Regions from separate parts of the Mus musculus genome. Here region 1 is linked to region 2. Evidence: chromatin loops called from intact Hi-C (ENCODE). Cell type or tissue: gastrocnemius. All regions are shown on one strand. Links, peaks and the distances in the headings refer to the core of each region. The heading gives the core; the rest is flanking DNA.

Evidence for each region. A loop is a pair of places that touch in the nucleus more often than their neighbours do. Peaks named below come from ENCODE experiments on the same cell type or tissue, not always from the same donor. Only the 100,000 strongest peaks of a DNase experiment are listed, where the experiment ranks them.
Region 1: it touches region 2 in a loop (5-fold over the local background); 33 of 42 quality-filtered maps call a loop at or near these places.

Annotation. Positions count from the first base shown.
Region 1 is chr15:39,871,325-39,881,534 of GRCm38, forward strand. Lrp12 (low density lipoprotein-related protein 12) reads right to left here. Exons shown (of 7, transcript NM_172814.4): 4 at 8,796-8,998; 5 at 6,471-7,575; 6 at 4,763-4,895; 7 at 1-1,554. The coding sequence ends at 691. Among named protein-coding and RNA genes, the nearest start is that of Dpys, 19 kb to the left of the region's middle. In gastrocnemius, for the core only: a CTCF peak has its summit at 2,471 (motif pointing left); a DNase peak (open chromatin) is centred at 2,349.
Region 2 is chr15:40,129,765-40,139,974 of GRCm38, forward strand. It overlaps 9330182O14Rik (RIKEN cDNA 9330182O14 gene), which reads left to right and starts at 4,601. Exons shown (of 4, transcript NM_001256056.1): 1 at 4,601-4,805. In gastrocnemius, for the core only: a CTCF peak has its summit at 4,585 (motif pointing right); DNase peaks (open chromatin) are centred at 1,528 and 4,602.

The DNA.
Region 1 (10,210 bases), core at 1,297-9,296, 260 kb before region 2:
AAAACAGAAACGTGTTGGGATTTCACCATTTGGTCTGAACCACACCAGAGTAGTAAAGTCAGCATTAGAAAATCTATAAAAGAGTTTTGTTTCCCGACAGCAATTTTCTCGAACGCCACGGAACTTTTACATCACTGTGTGTTGAATGAGAGAGCAGATTCTTTGCCTGCGACAGGTCCATATGATGAAATCTACTAGCAGACAGTGTTATGCAAACAAAGAGGTGACTCTAAGGAGCTGTCTCCTTTTTTGTACATTAACAACCTCAGCATCTAGTATAATAAGTTACATGATGGCAAAGAGCATCCAAGAGTCAATGGAAAGAAGGTACCGTTTTGTACAAACCAACCTTTTAACATAAGATAGATAAAATGGCAGTTACATGAATAAAGCAGCCATATTTCTACTATTAAACTTAAGTACCAGGATTTAAAAAAACAAAACAAAACCAGGTATAAGCAAACGGAAGAACATGACTGAAGACTACGAATACATAATGCATTTTTAGCTGCTAAAACAGCAAACTCTAGCTCCTAGAGTTACACATTGTTAAATTTAACCATGCAGGCTAACATATAATAAGAAATCACCCTGCATCTTTTCATTTTAAACTAAAACTAGTTTAATTGTAAAGTTACAAAACAGTGAGTGGATATTGCTCCAGCTTGCATACAGTCTGGCGATTCTGTCCTAACACAGCAGCAAAGCCTCGTCATCACTCGTTTCCGTCTTCACTGTGGCTTCTAAGCAAGTGTCTGGTATCTGGGCTGTGTGCACAATGCCACAGCGCTCGCAGGGGCCGTCCCGGTTACTTGTTCTCACTCCAGGGTTTCCTGCACTGTGTGGCTGTCTAAACCCTTGTACTTGGTCTGAGGCAAGGTCAAGAAGAGGTCTGGAGCAGTCATTGGCATCAATGTCCGAAGCTCCGTCTGAAACTGGAATTAGCATTTCGACGTCATCGTCGTCTTCTCGTCCACTCACTGCGGTGTCCAGCTGTCTCAAAGGACTCCGGTTCTGGGTAGTGGAGCTCGATCGACCTAGTGTAAAGCGGACCCAGCGCAGGCCCTGAGTCATCCGACTTAAAGCACTTGTGAGCTGGTGACGTGCTGGGCTCACACTCGGGGCTTCCACACTTGACACTTCCCTTCCATCTGCATGGCCACCTCTGGTGCTCTGAGCAGAGGAATTCCCACCTGATCCCACTGTGGCCTCCACGGCGGTCGTGGGAGGGACCTTCTGGGGCAACGGTGCTGCAACCCCACCCGATGCTCCCGCCGTATCCCTTCTCTCATTTTCTGTGTCAGTGTCATCGGACTCCACGGAGAATAAGCTTCTGTGAGGGCGACTCCTCTCAGTTTCTCTGCTGCTGCTCTGGCTAGGGACAACCTCATCTCCATCTCCCGAGACCAAAGCCAATGACCCTGAATGACGGGATCTTGCAAAATTAAAAATACGATTCCAAATGTTGCTAGATCTGCCTGTCATAGGAAGCCTGATTGAAGTAAATCCCAGCTGAGATCGGACAGCTAGCCTCAGGTTTTCTAAAACGGAAGCCTGCAAGAGTAAGAAAAAAGAAAATAGTGAATAATGAGGTATTAAGATGAAAAACATTCTTTGACTCACTGTTACTAGGAACAGCGATGAGCTAAATTAAATTCACTTACCTCTACAGGTCTACTCATAGAGAATCTAATCTGTAACTTAAATCCTAACTCTACAGTGACAGTTTTGTCAATTACAGCAATTATAAACCACAATAATATTCCAATCCTACAACTGTACCAAGTCTGGAAAATAGATACACTGAAAATTTCTACCAGACGTCACTACATGACTCGTTTATGATTATGCTCCAATATTCTCCTAAAAACTTACAGTTAGGCTTGAGTCACAAGGCTGAACTGTCCTGTCAATGTGGGAATCCCATTTTACAGAGCTAGATTCCAAGGATGGAGTGAATGAATCCCGAGGACGCCGTTTTACTGTTTCAAATAAAGGCCTGAACATACTTGTAATACAGACTAGAATATATTTGGATGCCTTCTCAAGTTTTAAGAAATAAGCTTTTTTTTTCAGTTTAGGATTAAATATAAACCATATTAGTCTTTAAAATTGATAATTTAAAAATTTACAGACTTTAAAAATATGGAATGCTTCACAACTCAATTAGCACACAATGAAAGTATGTCTCGCAACTAGAAGAAAACCTAGGGGCCAGGGAGACGGCTGGCCAGGCAGAGGTAGGCGCTTGCCTCCAAGCCTGACCACCTGCGCTCGATACCTGGAGCCCATAAGGAGGAGGACAGAGAACAGACTCTTGGCAAGTTGTCTTCTGACCTCCACTGGATGGCACCATGACAGGCAGCCTCTTCCAAACACAACGTAAATAGGTTAATTAAAAGATAAATCATTTTGTCTAGATGAAAGTGTCAGGTGAGTTTTAAATAGTCTTCAAGCTCCACCTAGTGGCTATAGACTTAGGGCAAGCATAGCTTTAATGAACCTCACACTGAGCAAAACTAAGCCAACAAAGGTTGGTGATTCAGTGCTCAAGGCCCAGCCTCTCACAGAAGCAAGAAGGAAGTAAACAGGCAAGCACAGTAGCCAGTGCTCTTCCCCTGTTTGCCATGTGCATACAGTCATGCCTGTACAGTCTGAAGCAATTCAGCAAACACTTAGAGGCTATCACTGCAGGAACGTTTCTAGCCAGCTTTAGTAAAATACACATCACCAGTAAATCTGGCTATCAGCATACATGGACTTTCAGTACAAATGTGAAAGGTCTTTTTCTTTTGCCAATTAAGAAGAATCTAAATACAAAATTAAAAACTAATAGTAGTTCAAATTTAGAATGAACATCTCCATTGACCACTCCTAGTGCTCAGTATTCAAACCACTGTCACGTGAGCCCGAGCTTCTGACAGACCCTCACCTCGCACACTTTCTACCGACGTTACCATTACTGTCAGTCACAAGCAGCAGGCAATCTCTGCTTAGTTAAAAGCCTGTTAACTGAAAAGTTGCAAATTTAACATTAGATTCTGTAGGGAGATGTCACAGTAGTTTGGTGGATAACTGTCTATTGTTTCACTTGTGAAGTAGTAATAACTGACAAGAAAGTATTTCTAGTTTGTACTAGGAACAAATTACAAAATTATTTTCTTTTAAAAACTTATGGAAAGTTGATAATTTGTTACCAGAAATTTCAAATGTGAGAATTTGGCCTCATTAAACAAAGTTCAACAACTTATGTTATTTAAAATGCTGTTTAAATGGAATTCTTAATACTTTGTGGCTCTAGAGAATGAAGCAGTATGGAATAGACTTCAAAGTTACCTTGGCTTTTGGGACAGAATCTCTATACACTTGGAGTGCCATGACTGACAGAAAAGCTGTCTCCATTGGGAGACTGGCAGGCAGCTACAATCCTGTGACCTAGGGTGGGGCTCTGGTGATTCATGGTAAGGGGACAGTTTCAGCAGGGCTACAGACAGACGTACACTAGCCATATCAGCAGGGCTACAGAAGTACACTAGCCATGTCCAACTGATCACAACTGTATATGTGAGTCTGGATGGGGACTTGGGTGAGCATCCTTAGTGGGTAACAGCTATGGAATGTTGTCCCACAGCAGTGTTCTGCATGGGGCTGTCTGAACTCTGCCCCATGAGCCTCTTCCCTCAGTGGTTTTTAATTCATATCCTCTCATAGCAACAGGGTCCGGCCATGGGCAAACAGCTCCAAGTGAGCCCTTCAGATTCTTTTAGTGAGCTGGCAAACCAGAGGGAGCTGGAGAAGCCAGCTTGCAAATGGTCCTAGCAGTGAGCAGTCACATCATTTGTGCTCCTACTAGCTTTCCAGAGCACAGTGGCAAGGAGGTGATGGTAGCCAATGGAGGTAACCACGGTCTGTCACCTATCTTCAAAGAAATCGATGGTGGCAGTGCCAATGACAGAAACTATAATCGAGTTTTTTCTATTTTTTATATCTAACAATTTGACCAGTATAAATTCTGAATTAGAAACTACACCTGAAAAAATTAAAAATTACATCTACAAATTGTCACTGAGGATTTGAAAGAATATCCAGCTAAGGTGACATGTATCAGAAGTGAAAGGATGTTCAATTTAAAAGAGTTAAGGCTCTAAAAAACTAATTTTTCCTAGTTCTAATTCTGAGTCATTTTTATAAATGTTTGTGAATATATTTAAAATTTAAATGCACACAAATGCTTATGACTAAAATAAGCTGTGGTACATTTTTATAGCTTGAAATGTTTTTAAAACTTCCTGAGAACTTTGAAGAACCAAAGAGTATGAGTTACAACCAAAAGAAAACGGACCAAATTCTTAAACACTAAAACCCAGCTTCAAGTTCTCCCTTAAATTAGGGGCAAATGTTCACTCCTCTTCAATTACTTTCACTTAAAATGGGTTGCTATGCCGTAAGTAATGTGTTAGTACATTAATTTTACCATTCATTCTTAAATCTCTAAATGTTCAATCAGAAAATTGGCCAAAGGTTTTAAATTTCAGTTCACCTGCTCACTTATCCCCAAAAGGAAAATGTCTCAGAATGACAGTTTTATAATTATAAAAATCAGAATTGTATAGATTCTGTGAAAATGTAATACAATTTATAAATTCAGTTGTCCATATATTTAATATTTGCATGATTGTGAAAACTCCTAAAGTTAAGAATCCCTGCTTTACTACTTATAGACTTTAAAAGAGGATGAAACAGATTAGAATTCTCATTATACCTGATTAGGTGAACAGACAGGAAAATCTTCTACGGGTGGGATTAGTCCCTGAGCGATCAACTGTCCATATGAGGGAGGAGCCTCTCTTCGGAGAAGTTCTGCTTCCACGCGTGACAACTGGGTCTCAAATGATCTTGGAGTAAAGAGAAGAAAAGGTTCAAAGGAAGGCAAGCAGCAATGCTCTGCCATCAGAACTGAAGCACTTGAATGTTTCAACTAACTAACGCCACCCAACCACTTCTACTCTGGGAATGTAAGGCTGATGTGATGGTTGTCCAGAGGTGCTTATGCTAGTAAGAGCCTAAATTACTATGTTTTAATAGACAGAAATGTCTGCCAAAGGAAATATCTGTACATGATAAAATAACAGACTTTAAAACCCCAAGCCCCTACACTCTAGGAGATAATTGGTGACAGGTCTCAGCAGACACTTTGTCCATCAATTCCAACACAGGTGGACTGAAGTGATGTAATCGGAGACCCAACTCTCCGTTGGTAAAGTTTCCTAGCCATTTCTATTTGCTCAGAGAAAAGACGCACAATGGCTCTTGTGGCCCCATGCATCTGTGCACCATCTGTGCTCTAGCTGTTCAGCATGGTCTTTGCTAATTGATCATTTGTAGCTGTTAGGACTGAAGGCAGCTGTCCCCACAATGCCCTCTAGGGAGATGCCCCTGCCATTAACATCTCTCAATTTATCTTAAACCACGCTGGAAGCTGCTCTCCCTGAAGTCCATTCTCCTGCCTAACTTGTTATTCAATTGAGAATACGGCTCTCACTGAACTGCACATAACCAGGCCGAGCTCCACTGTCATGTGCTACCAGTCCCTCATGTGTTTCCAAGGCTCCAGACCAAATGAATTATGTATGTATTCTTGGAGCAATGCTGGACATTCTTCTATATACTCCCCAGAGAAGACCCCTCCAGGATCTCCTCTCTACACCCTACTCACATTTTCAAATGGCAGCTCCTGGAATAAGGACTGTCACATGCCCCTATCATGAGGACATCTATGCTACTTTGTCTTGGAGACTTCAGATCACTCACTGTGCTCAGCTTACCCACGCAACAAGTCTCTCCTCATCATGAGCCTGCTTGTGAAACTGGCTCATTCATTTCCTTCTCACTTGTAGAATGGTATAAACATTGGACTCTCAGATATATGGCATTACTGAATATTTATGAAAACAAGATAAAACTGTAACTGAGAATAACAGCTTACAGTAAGTTAGTAAATATAACATTGACTTTTCTCACCTGATAAAGCTAAATCATACTTTGTACTATGTTTATCTTTGACCATTGGGTTTTTCATTCAAATTTTATGTATCCTAAATTTATATATCTCTAAGCCACATCAAAATGAATAACGGCAGACATTTGGGGCACACTTTGAAATCTTCCCTGTTTTTGTGTGTGCATATGTGCACGAGTGTGCTTTCCTGTGTGCATCTGACCTTGGGTGTCAATCTTCAGTAACCATCCACCTTTCACTGAGACCTGGAGATTTCTAATCAGGTTAGACTGGCTGGCTGGCAAAGCCCAGGGACCCTAACATCTCTGCTGGAACTAACATGTGTCCACCAGCACGTCCAACTGTGTGTGGGTACTCAAGCTTGTGTGGCAAGCACTTGACCAACTAAACTGCCCCATACCCAGTCCCTGGGCCTCGCGTTTATTGCAGTAAAGTCTGTCTTGATACTGACCTCCGTTCAAACATTCTCAGAGAATAAAGCTTGCAAGTGCACCCCAATGCAATGACGAGCAGCAGGCCACAGATGAGGCTCCCGATGACTGCTGCTGTTATGACTCTGGTAGGCACAATGACTGGGCAGTTCTCCTCGTCACTGCCGTCACCGCAGTCATCCTGGGAATCACACACCCAGCTTTCAAACACACAGCGGTTGTTCTTACAGTGGAAATTCCCTGGCTGGCAAAAGAAGCAGTTTTTTTCATCAGAGCCGTTCGGACAATGGTTTTGGTAGTTGCAGCGATCAGAACGAGGGTAGCAGACACCATTTCGAGAACATGGAAATTCTTCCTTTTGGCACATGGTACAATTGATTTCATCCCTTCCGTTTGGGCAATGCCAGTACCCGTCACAGCGCTGCTGCTCTGTGTAGCACCCCCAGTTGCCCCCACAGGGTATTTCCCATGGCAAACAGAAGCCATCGACTTGGTAAGTAGCGTTGAACCCTCTTGCAGCATTCACTTTATCAGCACAGAAATGTACTCTTATCTGTCCGGAGGAAGAAACGACCGTCAGAGGAGCGTGAGAATCGAAAGCAGTTAGCACCCGCAAGAGCTTGCGAGGATTCTCCTCCAGTCCGTCATATATTTTGACATAATCACCATACCCGGTACCATCAAGTTTAAAGTCAGTGAACCGTAAGATGACTTTCCGATGATCACCAGTGTCTATCAGCCAGGTGCAGTTACTTCCAGGAGGATAAAAGTCGGGGTAGTTGGGAGAATTGAAGGTGCCATAGAAGTATTTTAACCATTGTCCGCATGTCGGCATGTCACAGTCTATCTCGTCTCCTAGGTCCAGGCAGTCAATGTTCCCATCACACTTTAAGGACTCAGGGAGACACGTGTAAACTTTGGTGAAGCGGGACAGACACTGGAACTGGTTGTAGGCACAGGGTTGGAAAGCAGTCGTGGTTGGGGGGTGAGCATCGCTGGCACAGACCTCCTCGTCAGAACTGTCTCCACACTCGTCCATGCTGTTGCACTTCCAGGCTTCTGGAATACACTTTCCATTTCCACAGCGGAACTGATCACAGGCACAGTCTGGCTGCTCAGATTTCCCTGCAGAGTGTGGCAAGGAAAGAAGAACACAAGTAAAGCCCACCCAGACTTGAACAGACAGGAGCACCTTTACAATGATGATGACTGAGCTCCTGCGGTACGGCTGTTAGAAACCGTGTCTGTAGCCGGGCGGTGGTGGCACACGCCCTTAATCCTAGCTTTTGGGAGGCAGAAGCAGGCGGATTTCTGAGTTGGAGGCCAGCCTGGTCTACAAAATGAGTTCCAGGACAGCCAGGGCTATACAGAGAAACCCTGTCTCGAAAAGCCAAAAAGCCAAAAAGCCAAAAAGCCAAAAAAAAAAAAGAAAAAAACAAAACAAAACCGTGTCAGTGTTAAGAGTATGTTTAGTTCTACTGGGAGACTAGCACTGGTACCACATATCAACAATCCCATCTATTAAATGTTCCTTTCCCACAGAGTTCCTTGCTCTTTATCCTAATATAGAAGGGTCAATTCTATTTGGTAGAAAGCTATTTCACTGTAGAACATATAGTGAAATGATTTAAGACACATGAGCCAAAGAACACACTTTCTAAAGAACGTAACTCTTTACAACATAATTAGAACATAGTGAGAGAGGTTTGCAGAAGAAAAGCACTCAAATAACTGCTTTTTAAGTATCTTTCTTGTCTCTGTACGCAAACACGGCAGTAACTTACTGTGTTCACTATGCTGTGTTTACAATTTAGGTCTGCTTTGGATACATTGTCATTTTAACTTTAAATTGCTTACAGTTCATGTAATCATGATCAAAGACTCCCCCATGTGCATGACTTTGTCATGTTTGGAAATGGTTTAAGAAAAGCAAAAACGTAAAAGTCTGAGACTATACACTACGCTGTGGGGTGGGTTCAGTCTTTTGTTTAAGGTGTAATGAAAACAGGAATTCATACACCAAAACCTATGCTCTGATGTCATGTTTGAGATATGGACAAATGCTTGAAAGAGGCTTGGAGAAAAGTGTACTTTCAAGGCAAATAATAAGATGTTTTTTTAAAAAAGACTTTAGTTCATGAAATTAATAATTTTATTATGGTTATACAAAACATCAAACTGGAATCTCAAATTGGAAGGCATCTGACTCAAGCTTCTAATCTTCATCTCAGCTGCCTGAGGGTCAACTCATGATTAATCGGATACTGCTCAGAAAATTAACTACAAAGTAACTGAGTAGGTAACACCACAAAACATGGTGCAGCGTTTCCTTTTTAAAAACACACCTGAAAAATACGCCAGCCTGAAGCCTTTCCTGGACACGCTGTCATCTGAGTGGAACCGGATCCAAACGTGGTCTTGGGAAGAGATATATGGTGGCGGAATTGTGGACCCACACGCTCGGTAACTTTCAATATTCTTGTATGTTTCTATTGTCAGCCAGTCCAAAGTGCATCTTCTGGACCCCTGGATATCAAAATCCTGAAAACTATAACAAGAGAGAGGAGGAAGGGACTTTAAAAACAATTGACAAGAACGTCCATAAAGATGCCATGTAACTGAAGACAAAACTCCACAAGTCCCTGCTTCTGCCCTAGCAGCGATTGCACCCCGGCAACACATACCTGCTTCTACATTCCTCATGCATGCACCTCCCTACGCTTCCAGAATGGTCTTTCTCTTCATAAGGGTAAGACCAGATTCCAAAACAAGCTGAACACCAGCTGGCAGCACATATTCCTTTTGTTTACATATTTAAGAAAATATATTTCCAATCCCAATCAATCGTCCTACATTTCTTCATGTTTGAGCCAGAAACTCGAGCATGAAGGAATGTGCTAGAGAGGCTCCTCTCTCTCTTCCATTAGACTCCATCACCTACCTCCTTAGAGCAGCAAATCAGAACAATGGGGGTGAGAAGTTAAGGGGGGCAATCAAAAAGAGTAACATTTGTTTGAGAAGTCCCTGAGTTTGAGAATACTCTTTCATATAAATCACTTAATAGTTGAGCATTATCATGTAGTTCTTAAAATACGGACACAAGTAAATGACAGAAAATCAAACAAGAACATGAAAGCAGTCACTGCTTGTAGAAATGAGAAATTCAATTTTGCTTTCAACATCTGAATATGGCTCGCTAACAAATGAAAATCTGACTTTCTCTCTCTGCCTCTAAGGAAGTTAACTGGAAGGATTACGTCGAGCTGTTTTCTCGTTCAATGCTCTGAGCAACTCTAACTCAGGCTGTTTGTCTCTGGCCTTCCGTTATTACGGACGGTGCTTTCAGAGATCTCTACACACAGGCATCTCTCTCTTACACGTGAGGAGTCAGATTTTCATAGTACATTTATGATTTTAACAGTCTAAAAATACTACTTACATGGAAAAGTTATTAGAACTGTGATTTGTCTTAGTCAACATGCCAATAGGTATATATTACTATAAGTATTCAAATATATCCACTAGCTACATGTAAATGCAATTATATCTTGTAAGGCTATTTGTTTTTATTAATTAAGAAACATTTTGGTAATTAGTTCATATGTCTTACTAGACAACCAAGTACTGAGTGGACAAAAAAGGCTATGAAGAAACCCCTGATGTCATACACACAGGTTGATGTCATTAGTTCTATCTTTTTTTTAAAATATTTTTTATTAGGTATTTTCCTCATTTACATTTCCAATGCTATCCCAAAAGT
Region 2 (10,210 bases), core at 1,518-9,517:
GCACTTAAAATCAGTCATGTATGGTGAAGGAGTGAGGCAGGCATCAGGGACACCGTGGAGCTGTTTAAGGCAGACTGGAAGCTAAATATTACTTCTGTAGTATTTCTCAATATTGAGAAGTTGAAAAACATGACTTTGTACAGAAGGCAGCTCTGACCATGAACCTTTAGAGAAAACTAGAATCAGCTGTGGATTAGTGTAGTCTGCTAAAAAAGGAAATGGATCTCTCTTGAGTATATATAGGTGGTGGGCGGGTATGTAGCTTAAACCCCACGCAAAACAAGTCTAGGAGTGCTTACACACACACACACACACACACACACACACACACACACAAACACATATGCAAGGGAACCGAAAGAAAATTATAAAGAATTTGCCTGAGGCTTTATTGCCAATAATGGGGACACTGGGCTCAAAATCAGACCCATTTGCTGTCAAAACTTGTGTTCTGTAAACCGATACTAATGTCAGTGCAGGCAGCAGAGAAGGAAGTTAATGGACACTGTCCATTCTGTTCATATCTGGCTTGAAATATAATAGCCTAATGTGCATGGGAAGCTGTGAATCGCCTGCAGTCTAGAGCCTCTTAGAACAGGTAGGAGCAGGAGGGCAGCTTTCAGTCTTGAATCCATGATTTCCTCTCACATATGTGACCACAGCAGTCTAGAGATGGTGTGTACCTGTGCGTGCGCGTGCGTGCGCGTGCGTGCGCGTGTGTGCGTGTGTGTGTGTGTGTGTGTGTGTGTGTGTGCGTGTGCATGCAGGTTCTGATACAGGAATGGAGCACAGTGACTCCGGCATGGTCCCCCTTCTATTTGGTTTCTTTATCGTCAACAGTAACTTCCCTGACAAGCATATGATTGTTTTTGCAAAGCAGACACTGGGCAGTACTCTGTGTTTATTAGGGGAAATTACCCTGGAATCATAGAGTGGGGCAGAATTGTGAAAGGATGGGAAAATGGATCCTTATAAGGGTGATCTTGACGTAGCCTCTGATGTTGAGGTTCAGCTTCCCTGTCATCTTTTGAAGAATATGAGGGATGTGCGTCAGGACTTTCCGGGTGAGAACAGCGAAAGGCGGCCCTGTCTATCAGTCCTTACCTCGCCCCTCCTCCAAAGTGTTACTCCCTCTCGTACTCAGAATTCCAGTCTACAGCTAACAAGATAATAAAGAAGCCATCAAGGAACGCGGTGCTAACAATAAATAGGTCGCAGTGAACGAGTTGGGCGCACTGCAAGCATGTGGTTGCAAGGGGCAAACAGGCAGCCTGCATTCTGTAGACGCAGGAATCACAGACCAACGGTTGTGGTTTCTTATCTAAGACATTTATGATCTCCGCACAGATTTTATGTAAAGAGAACCTTGTAGCATGTGGCCTTTGCGTCTGGCTTCTTTCACTCAGCATAGTGTTTTCAAGGTCTCAAAACATAAATTCAAAAGAAGTATTTGTTGCTGCTGGCCTATATGGAATTGGAAGGTGGATCGCCTTTGGAGATCTCACTGCTTGGAGAACAGCGGCCCCTGGTGGCACAAAAGTGAACTGTTCTGGCTCAAGGAGGAACGCCAAGCCGACCTTGAGGGGGCAAATAGTGGAAAGAAGGTTCCCTTTTACAAACCAAAATAAGTTTTAAGACATTTAGCTTGCAACTACTGACGCAGGTTTACTAAAACAGGGTTTCTAGGGTAAAAAACAAAACAAAACAGTAAAACCCGTTAATAGCAATCGCTGGTCATCATGCTGTTGGAGGGGTCTGTGAGATAAGTATATGGGACCTTTTGCATGGCTCACAATTACTGCAGCAGGACTTCAGGTCTGCATAGACAAGCTCCAACGAAATAACAGGGCATTTGGAGAAATCCATACTTAAAGTTGTGTTAAATGACTATAAATTAAACCTAAACACTGTCTTGCTGTTATTTCCACTATTAGTAGCAATCAAGTGTTTAAGCCCTGAAAATTGCCCTATCAAAATTCAAGTCTATGGCTAACAAGATAATAAAGAAGAAACATATTCTTATCTTAATAAGGCTACATCAGGCCTTGTTCTCGCCTACTGAGACGTGTTAAATAGATTTTCAACCAAATACTCGTCCCATTATTTGGCTCCTCCGATACCCGGGCTTAAGTGGTCTTCGAGGCACATTTTCTTCTTCGCATGTAAAATGAGCTGATCAAAACAAAAGAGAAGTATCTGAAGAAAAGGAGTTTTATGTCAGTTACAGTGACAAAAGTGCTGGAGATCTTCAATCCACGAAGGTAAAAGATCATGGGTTCATGGTTTCAGGCCGTGGTCCTTTGGCCTCAGTACTTTGGGTCAGTGATGAGGTGACACATTGTGGTGGCAGCCATGGGCAGAAAAGATTTACTCTTCTCATGGTGACCAGGAAGTAAAAGGAGAGGATGTGTTTCTAATGTCCCTTTCAGGGACCTTTATCCAATGACCCTCCCTATCCAGTTAGGATGGTCCTTCTAGGCTCCGCCCAGCAGCTACCTAGCAACAGCCAGGAAGGTCGGGCTTGCTATAAAAGGGACTGGCCTCTCTTTCCTCTCTGATCCCTTGCTCCCTTTTTCTCCACCCTCTCCTCCTCTCTCGCCACGAGTTCCAGGATGGCCTCTTTCTCTGACCCCTCTCTTTCTCTGCCTCTACTCTCTTCTCAACCACCCCTTCTCATGCCCCCCAAATAAACTTCATTCTATATTAGGCCTGTCTTGTAACTGGTACCTCAGGGGTGGGGGCAGGGGGATGCCTCAGCATGGACCCACTGAGTCACCAGACTGCATTTTACAAAACATTACACCTCATTAAGTTTCTGTCAACTCCCAGGCACCAGCAAAGGTCCAAATGTTTAGAACATGGCCTTTAGGGGGCAGTTAAAATCCAAACTATAAGAGAAAATAGTGGAGCGTGACCCCGAAACTCTTCTCTGGATGTTTCCATTGTCCTTTGGTTTCTCCGTTTTCATTTGCCTCAAACACGTTGCTAACACTACACCTGAGTTTCTCCTCCCTCCTCCCTGTGCTTATGGCCTGACAGCTAGCCTACTGGTGTGCTTGACTTTATATGTACAACATGCACCTGACATCAGACAGTGACTAGCACATAGTAGGTACTCTATAAATATTTTCAAAAAAAAAAATCTGTGCTGGTTAGTTCTGACAGACAGACAGTCACCTTGACACACACCTAGAGTCACCTGAGAGGAGAAAACCTCAACTGAAGAACTATCTCTATCTATGGAGAATCTCTTGATAGTTGACTGATGTGGAAGGGCTCAGCCTACTGTGGGTAGGACTATTCTTTGAGCTTGTGGTTCTCTGCTGCATGAAAAAAGCTGATATATATATATATATGTATATATATATACATATATATATACACACACACATATGTATATATGGATATATATGTATGTATATATGTGTATGTGTATACATATGTAAATGTAAAAGCATGCAGACTAGATAGGCCATATGTGTGTGTATGTGTATATGTGTATATGCATATAAAATATATATATAGCACACACATATGCTTATATGTAGGTAACAACAATTAATGGAAAAAGAGAAGCCATGAGTTTGAAAGAGAGCTAGGAAAGGTATATGGGAAGTGTTGGAGGGAAGAAAGGGAGAAATAATATAATTATAACCTCAAAAAATGGCAGAGAAAAAAGTTTTATCCTTAAAAAAACATGTGTAGGAGCAAACCAGAGAGCAAGCCAAGACACAGCCTTACACTGTGGCTTCTACTTCAGTTCCTGCTTGACTGCACTGATTTCCCTTAATGGTGCGCCGAGACCCAGAAGTGCAAGCTGAATAAATCCCTTTTCTCACCTAATTGCTTTGTGTCATTATGTCTATCCCAGCAACAGAAACCCAGGTAGAACAATTGTTGAACAGAAACATCTCCAGAAGATTGCTTTCAGTTCTGGCCCTGCGGCTTGTGATTTCAGACTAAATAACCCGTTTTCCTAAGTACTTTAAAATGCAACTTGTTAAACCCTCTGCAGTCTTTGCGTGGCTCTGTTTGATGAAGCCTCTAGTGCATGAAGGGCTCACGCGTAGTCATTGCTGAGGGGTCTCACGAGGGCTAGGCACATGCATCTCGTGTCCTAAAACAGTCGAGAGAGAATGAGACAGACGTGAAAATACACACACAAAAGGACTGGTCAAAATTCACAATTACTGGCAAGACATTAACAGTAAGGTATGAGATGTGGAGCCTTTAGCTAGAGCTTGATAGCAATCCTGGGTGCCAGGGTGGGGCAGAACAGAGAGTCTTTGAAATAGTATACCCACCAGGCAGGAAGAGAGTGAGGCACAAAGCTGCTTCAGCTTCCCAGGGAAACCCAGGTGGCTGTAGGTAAGAGTTCAAAACAACTGCCACTGATCTGGAGCTGAATTACCGTATATAGTGAGCAGCGATTCATAGGTCAGCATCCTGGGCTTCATCTCGAGCATTAACACATTCACCTTCCGTGCCATACAGTACTTTATTGCTTCCTGGGGTTAAATGAAAAAAAAAAAAAAAACTATCTCCCAGAGTCTCAGGTATTTGGACAGTTGGTGGCGCTGTCGGTGGCTCTTCATGTGGTGAAGCCTTGCCTTGCTGGAGGAAGTAAGTCATGGGGAGATAAATGGCTTTGGGAGTAAAAGACCTTCTTCGGTTTTCAGTCAGGACTTTGTGCTCCCAGCTCTGCACCTGAGCTCTCAGCTTCCTGAGAACACAGCACTGCCAACCTGTCATTTGCTGCTGTGTTCTCTGCCACAATGGACTCTTACCCTTGAGGAAACTGAACTGTGAGTGTAAACAGACTCTTTTTGTAGGTCAAGGAGGAAGCCCTGAGTGTATGTGTATTATGACATGGGCACGACTGTGTCTAGAACGGCCAAGGCCTTAGACCCACAAAACAATTGGCAAAACCGCCATGTGGTTGGGGCTTAAGAGAAATGCAAAGCTTTGCTTGGGAGTCTGAGTCTTTCTGGAGGCTTGATTAACTTGTGCAAAGACTAGCACCTCTGACTTCCTTCTCGAAAGTGTTTACAGCCTAGGACTGGTCTCCCTACAGAGACTAGCTACAGAACACCCAGCCCCACTGTACTTGTTATGTTAGAATGGCAGTTTGTCCAGACAGATCACACTAGGCCAGCACAGTTCCACAGGACTCTAGAGGTTTATTGTGTGTGTGTGTGCGGGGGTGGGGGGTGGAGGATGGTGGCAAAGGGGGACAACGATGATGAAGAAGGAAAGAGAGTGAAGGTTAGGAGGGGCCTGCCTTTTATTTGGGCTGTGATGTAACCACGCACAGGTAAATGTGGGCAGGTGGGCCAGGTGGATGCTGGGCATGTATGGTGATTGCCATGGCAACAGATGTACTGGTCCCTGTCGCCTATGTTGCTGGATTCAGAGGTGACCTTCTACTGTAAATCCAGTTTCTGATGCCAAAATACCTCCCTTCGCTTATCATAAAGAGAAGAAAAAAAGAGAGGAGGGAGAAGCCTATGGTAAAAGGGGAATAGGGGCAACAGATCTCTTAAATTCCTTCCCGCTGTCTAGGGGTGTCGACAATTTTGGGTTATAGTTGACTTTCATCATTGGGGTCCACTTGGTAGATGTTAGCATCAGGCTCCTCTGTGGACAGGAGCTGGTAATCCTGTAACAGGAACTGATTAATACTTTGGTTAGACATTTTTTGTTTTTGTCATTGAAGGAATGTAGAAACAAGATTAATGAGGCAGGGAGCAAATAATAACACCAGGAGGTTGACTAGGAAAGGCGTTATGAAAGGGACTATCTACTTCCATATAGGGTTTTCAAAAATCCCAGAACTAGAGGTCTCACGTATGTCTGATTGCAGCTCCTGAATTTTATTTCTCACTATCCCAGTTGGTTAACGTAGAAACAGCATTCTTCTTGAAGAAATAGGCAAAGACCACCTTCTTTGGCTGTCAAAACATCTAGCCCCACTGCTGCAAAAGTGTTGATCTGTTTCTGCCTGGTAATCATGGTTTCAGACAGTTTTTGAAAACTTGTGCTAAGCTTGGAAGTAAACTTATCATATTGGGTCATAGAAGTCGTTATCCCTGCAACTCCAGTTCCAGCACCTATGGCTATTCCCGTAGCAACCAAGAGTGGCACGACCTGAACTGCCGTCTTATGTTGGGCAGCTATCATATCCACAACTGGAATTGGCAGGGGCTCAGTTCCCTGGATTACTCCCAGTTCAGGGAAAAGGAGTACCAACGTGCAGAGTCCTGACCAGCTGGTGGGTAGGCAGTGATATACCTGAGTGCCACAGAGAATTGACTGTGTTTTAGACAGCAGGGCATTGTGGCAGAGATGATATATTGAGGGTTAGGGTTCTATTGCAGTCTAGGAAACTTAGTGTTCCTACAGAATGAGTCCTGGAAGTCTTAAAACAGTTTGCCATGTCAAAAAAGAGAGATAGAGGTAAGGTATGGAGTCATGGCAACACTGGAGTCAGGGCAGCTGACAAAGGATGAGGTGAGGTTACTTGGCAGTATCACTGGAGATGCTGTAAGTGACAATGGTGAATTAGTTCCAGGGGGTACGTATAGCCAGCAATCTTTAAAGTGTCCAGGCCGGGTGACATTAAGGAGTTGGTAGGTGGAGGTCAAGGTCTGAAGCAAAAGGCAAAGTGACAAATTAGTGGCATTTATGAGGGGGGATGTCAAGGAGGGAAGGACCTCGGAGGAGTGTTTGATTACTTCATATACTTTTCCAATATCTAGAGGTTCGGCAATTGAGACATATTTCCTCTGCCTGCAGATAGTACTTACTGGGGACACAGCTTGGTTTTTATGGTAGAGCTTACCAACAACTCCTGTCTCCCACCTGGGATTCCATGGGTCTTATATGTAGAAAAAAAGTGTCTTGTGGTATTGATAGAAGAAATGATTGGTCTGTGATCCTTGCATATGTATCCGACAAGACCAACGTGGGCAACCCCCATATTCGTCTGGCCATTTTCTGCAATAATTTTTTGTCTGGTCAAAGAGAAAGCAAGTATAGAGATCATAATAATTAGATGAGATAAGCGATACAGGGATGACAGCAATTTAGATTGGTTCCTGGCATATGGAGCAGTTTCTTAACCCTATTTGGAAAGACTGTTTGTTATCTGTGGGGGTTTCTAAATGTCAAATTTCCAGATGTAAGGGCTGCCCTGGTGGAAACGAACAGCAGGGGAAGGATGAGAAACCCTTGTCTAATCCTGTGGGGTCGAGTGCAGCTGCTGGAATGGAGTCTCATTTTCTGGGATTGGGGACAAGGTGGGTGGTCTCAGTGTCTTCTGGAGCATAACAGAGCACAGTCCTGTTATGGTTGGCATGTAGGAAAAATTTTTAGATGGAGGGATGAAAGGTTTGAAGTGAGACAGGTAGAACCAATAAGAGAGTTCCTTTAGTTTAGTAGCTGTAGGGGTTACAAGATCTAGGACTGAGAAATGGGGAGTCCCTGAGGGGATAGCGGGAAGAAGTGTGTAAGGGTTAGCCACAACAGGATGGAGAGGTACTACTGCAGATTTAATGTGCCTGGGGTCTTGAACCAAGCAATAGGTTCCATTAGGTTTCTTAACTGCTAGTATAGAGGTATTAAAGGGAGAAGAGATAGGATGAAGAAGTGTTTTCCTTAAGAGGTCAGAAATGATAGGTTTATGTCCCCTGAGGCTCTGGAGAGAGAGAGAAGAGAGAGAAAGAGGGAGTGAGAAGAGAGAGAGAGGAGAGAGAGAGAGAGAGAGAGAGAGAGAGAGAGAGAGAGAGAGAGAGAGAGAGAATGGTGAATTAGTTCCAGGGGGTACGTATAGCCAGCAATCTTTAAAGTGTCCAGGCCGGGTGACATTCAGGAGTTGGTAGGTGGAGGTCAAGGTCTGAAGCAAAAGGCAAAGTGACAAGTTAGTGCCATTTATGAGGGGGGATGTCAAGGAGGGAAGGACCTCGGAGGAGTGAGAGAGAGAGAGAGAGAGAGAGAGAGAGAGAGAGAGAGAGAAAGTATTGAGCTTGGGTGATGTACCTGGTAGAGTCCAGTAATTGGATGACAGCAGGAGAATGATGCTTAGCAACGGAAGGGTTCTGGACATCCAAGACTTGGGGATCTACCTGAGAAGCTGGTAAAGGAAACAACATGTTAGTAGGTTGACTGGCTAAAAGAGGGAGCAGAGGGGCTGGTGGCCAGGAAACAGAGGCTCCCAACTTAGCTAGAAGATCCCTTCCCAATAAGGGTGCAGGACATGTCAGCACTACCAAAAAGGGATGGGTGAGAGGTACACCCCTAAAATGCAACTAAGTGGTGGGGTCTGGTGAGGAAGGTAAGGTTGTCCTTCTACTCCGACAATAGAAAATGAGAAGGGAAAGTGGGTCCCCAAAACTCTGTCAGGACCAAGTAAAATGGCCCCAGTGTCCAAGAAGAAGGAGATGGGCCACCCACATGCCTGGGGCTCCCTGCTAGTGATGGCAGTGGTCAGGTCATGGGAGCTCAGGCCTCTTCAGTCATCCATAGACAAGCCTGGAGGGTTACCTGGGAGTAATGTCCCTCTGTTCTGCATAGCATGAGGGCAATTGACAGCCCAATGTCCCTCCTGATGGCACCTAGGACATGGCCCCTTTGGCTTTTGGAAGTTAGGGTAGGCTTTTGCCCAATGACCTTGTTGACTACACTTGTAGCAGGATTCTTGTGGTCTCTGAGTTTTAGAAGACCAGGAGTCTGGGGCAGTGGCTGGGGCTGGTCACACAGCCATTGCCGGCATATGGTATTTTTGTCTGTGAACCTTTTCATCTCTCTCATGGTACACTTTGAAGGCCAGCACCAAAACTTCTGCCTATGGAGTTAGGAGCCCCTTCTTCAACCGCCTAAGTTTAGATTTTATGTCGGGGTAGCTCTGGGAAAAAAAGTAGGTCATCAGAAGTTGCTTACCTTCTGGGTTTTCAGGGTCTAGATTACTATATTGTAATAAGGTGTTCTAAAAACTGAGATGGGTTTTCTTGTTTGTCCTGGATGACCTCTTGGAGTTTTTCAAAATTTACTGGTTTTAAGGCAGCCCTATAGAGACTGGTCAGGAGGCAGGTTATGAATCTATCTCTGGCTAAAATACCACCTGGAGAATTATAATTCCATCGAGGATCTTGGTCAGGTAGTGCCTCAGATCCGACTGGATATGTTTGATGAGTCTCGCCTGCATGTATTCTCGCCTGCTCCCAAACTCACCTGCGTTCGTCGGGAAGTAAATTATTAGTGAGGGTTGTATATACATCATGAAAAGTCAAGCTATAAGATTGAGTAATGTACTGAAACTCTTTAATAAAGGTGGAGGAGTTAGAGGTATAGGAACCCAGACTGCTCTTTATTTGAGAAAGTTCACTTAGTGAGAAAGGAACGTGTACTCTAACAAGGCCATTACCCTAGCAACTTCCATTAAAGGAAGGACGGATGCCTTTGGTGTCCCAGGGGGAGAAGGACTTGTGTGTTTGACTGTGGTGGGAGGGGTGAAGGGCGGTGCCAATGCAGGGCAATTGGAGTGACCTCAGCTGGCCACGGGGGTGGGGGGGTGCAGGGCTCTGGAGAGGTCAAGCAAAGAGGCGCTGGGGTAGCCTGATGAGAAAAAGAAAGTGAGGCAGTGTTTGGGTTTATGAAGGCAGAGAAATAGGTCTGTGGTGGAAAGGGGGAGGTTCGTTAGCTGGATTGAGGGTTGTAGCAGTATCTGGTGGAGATTTCATGGCTAGGAGAAGTTGGGTTGGGGAACAAGAAGAACACAGAGAGGGGTTGGAGCAAAGATAGGTAAACACTTGGGCATAGGGGACCTGTTTCCATTTACCAGACCATTGGTAGTACGTATGAAGATGCCGTAATAATTGGATCTACTGTGCCATTAAGTGCCCATTTAGAGCCGTTGTCTAATGGGTACTGAATCCAGACCTTCCTGCAGAGGTGTACTAGTTTTGATATCCTCATGTTGGACATTAACTTTAGAGATTTGAGATTTTCCAGGAGACATCCCAGTGGGGATCCTGGAGGCACGGTTGAAGATGATGAGGATCCTATTGGGTGAATTATTTGTATCAGCATCCAGAGAAAGTCCAACAACGCATATAAGCCAGGCTAGATGTCCAGGTCTTCACGTGGACCATCTAGAAGCTACCGTGAGTCCCTGACTCATCAGAAAACACTTCTACCCAAGCTTAGGGTTTTC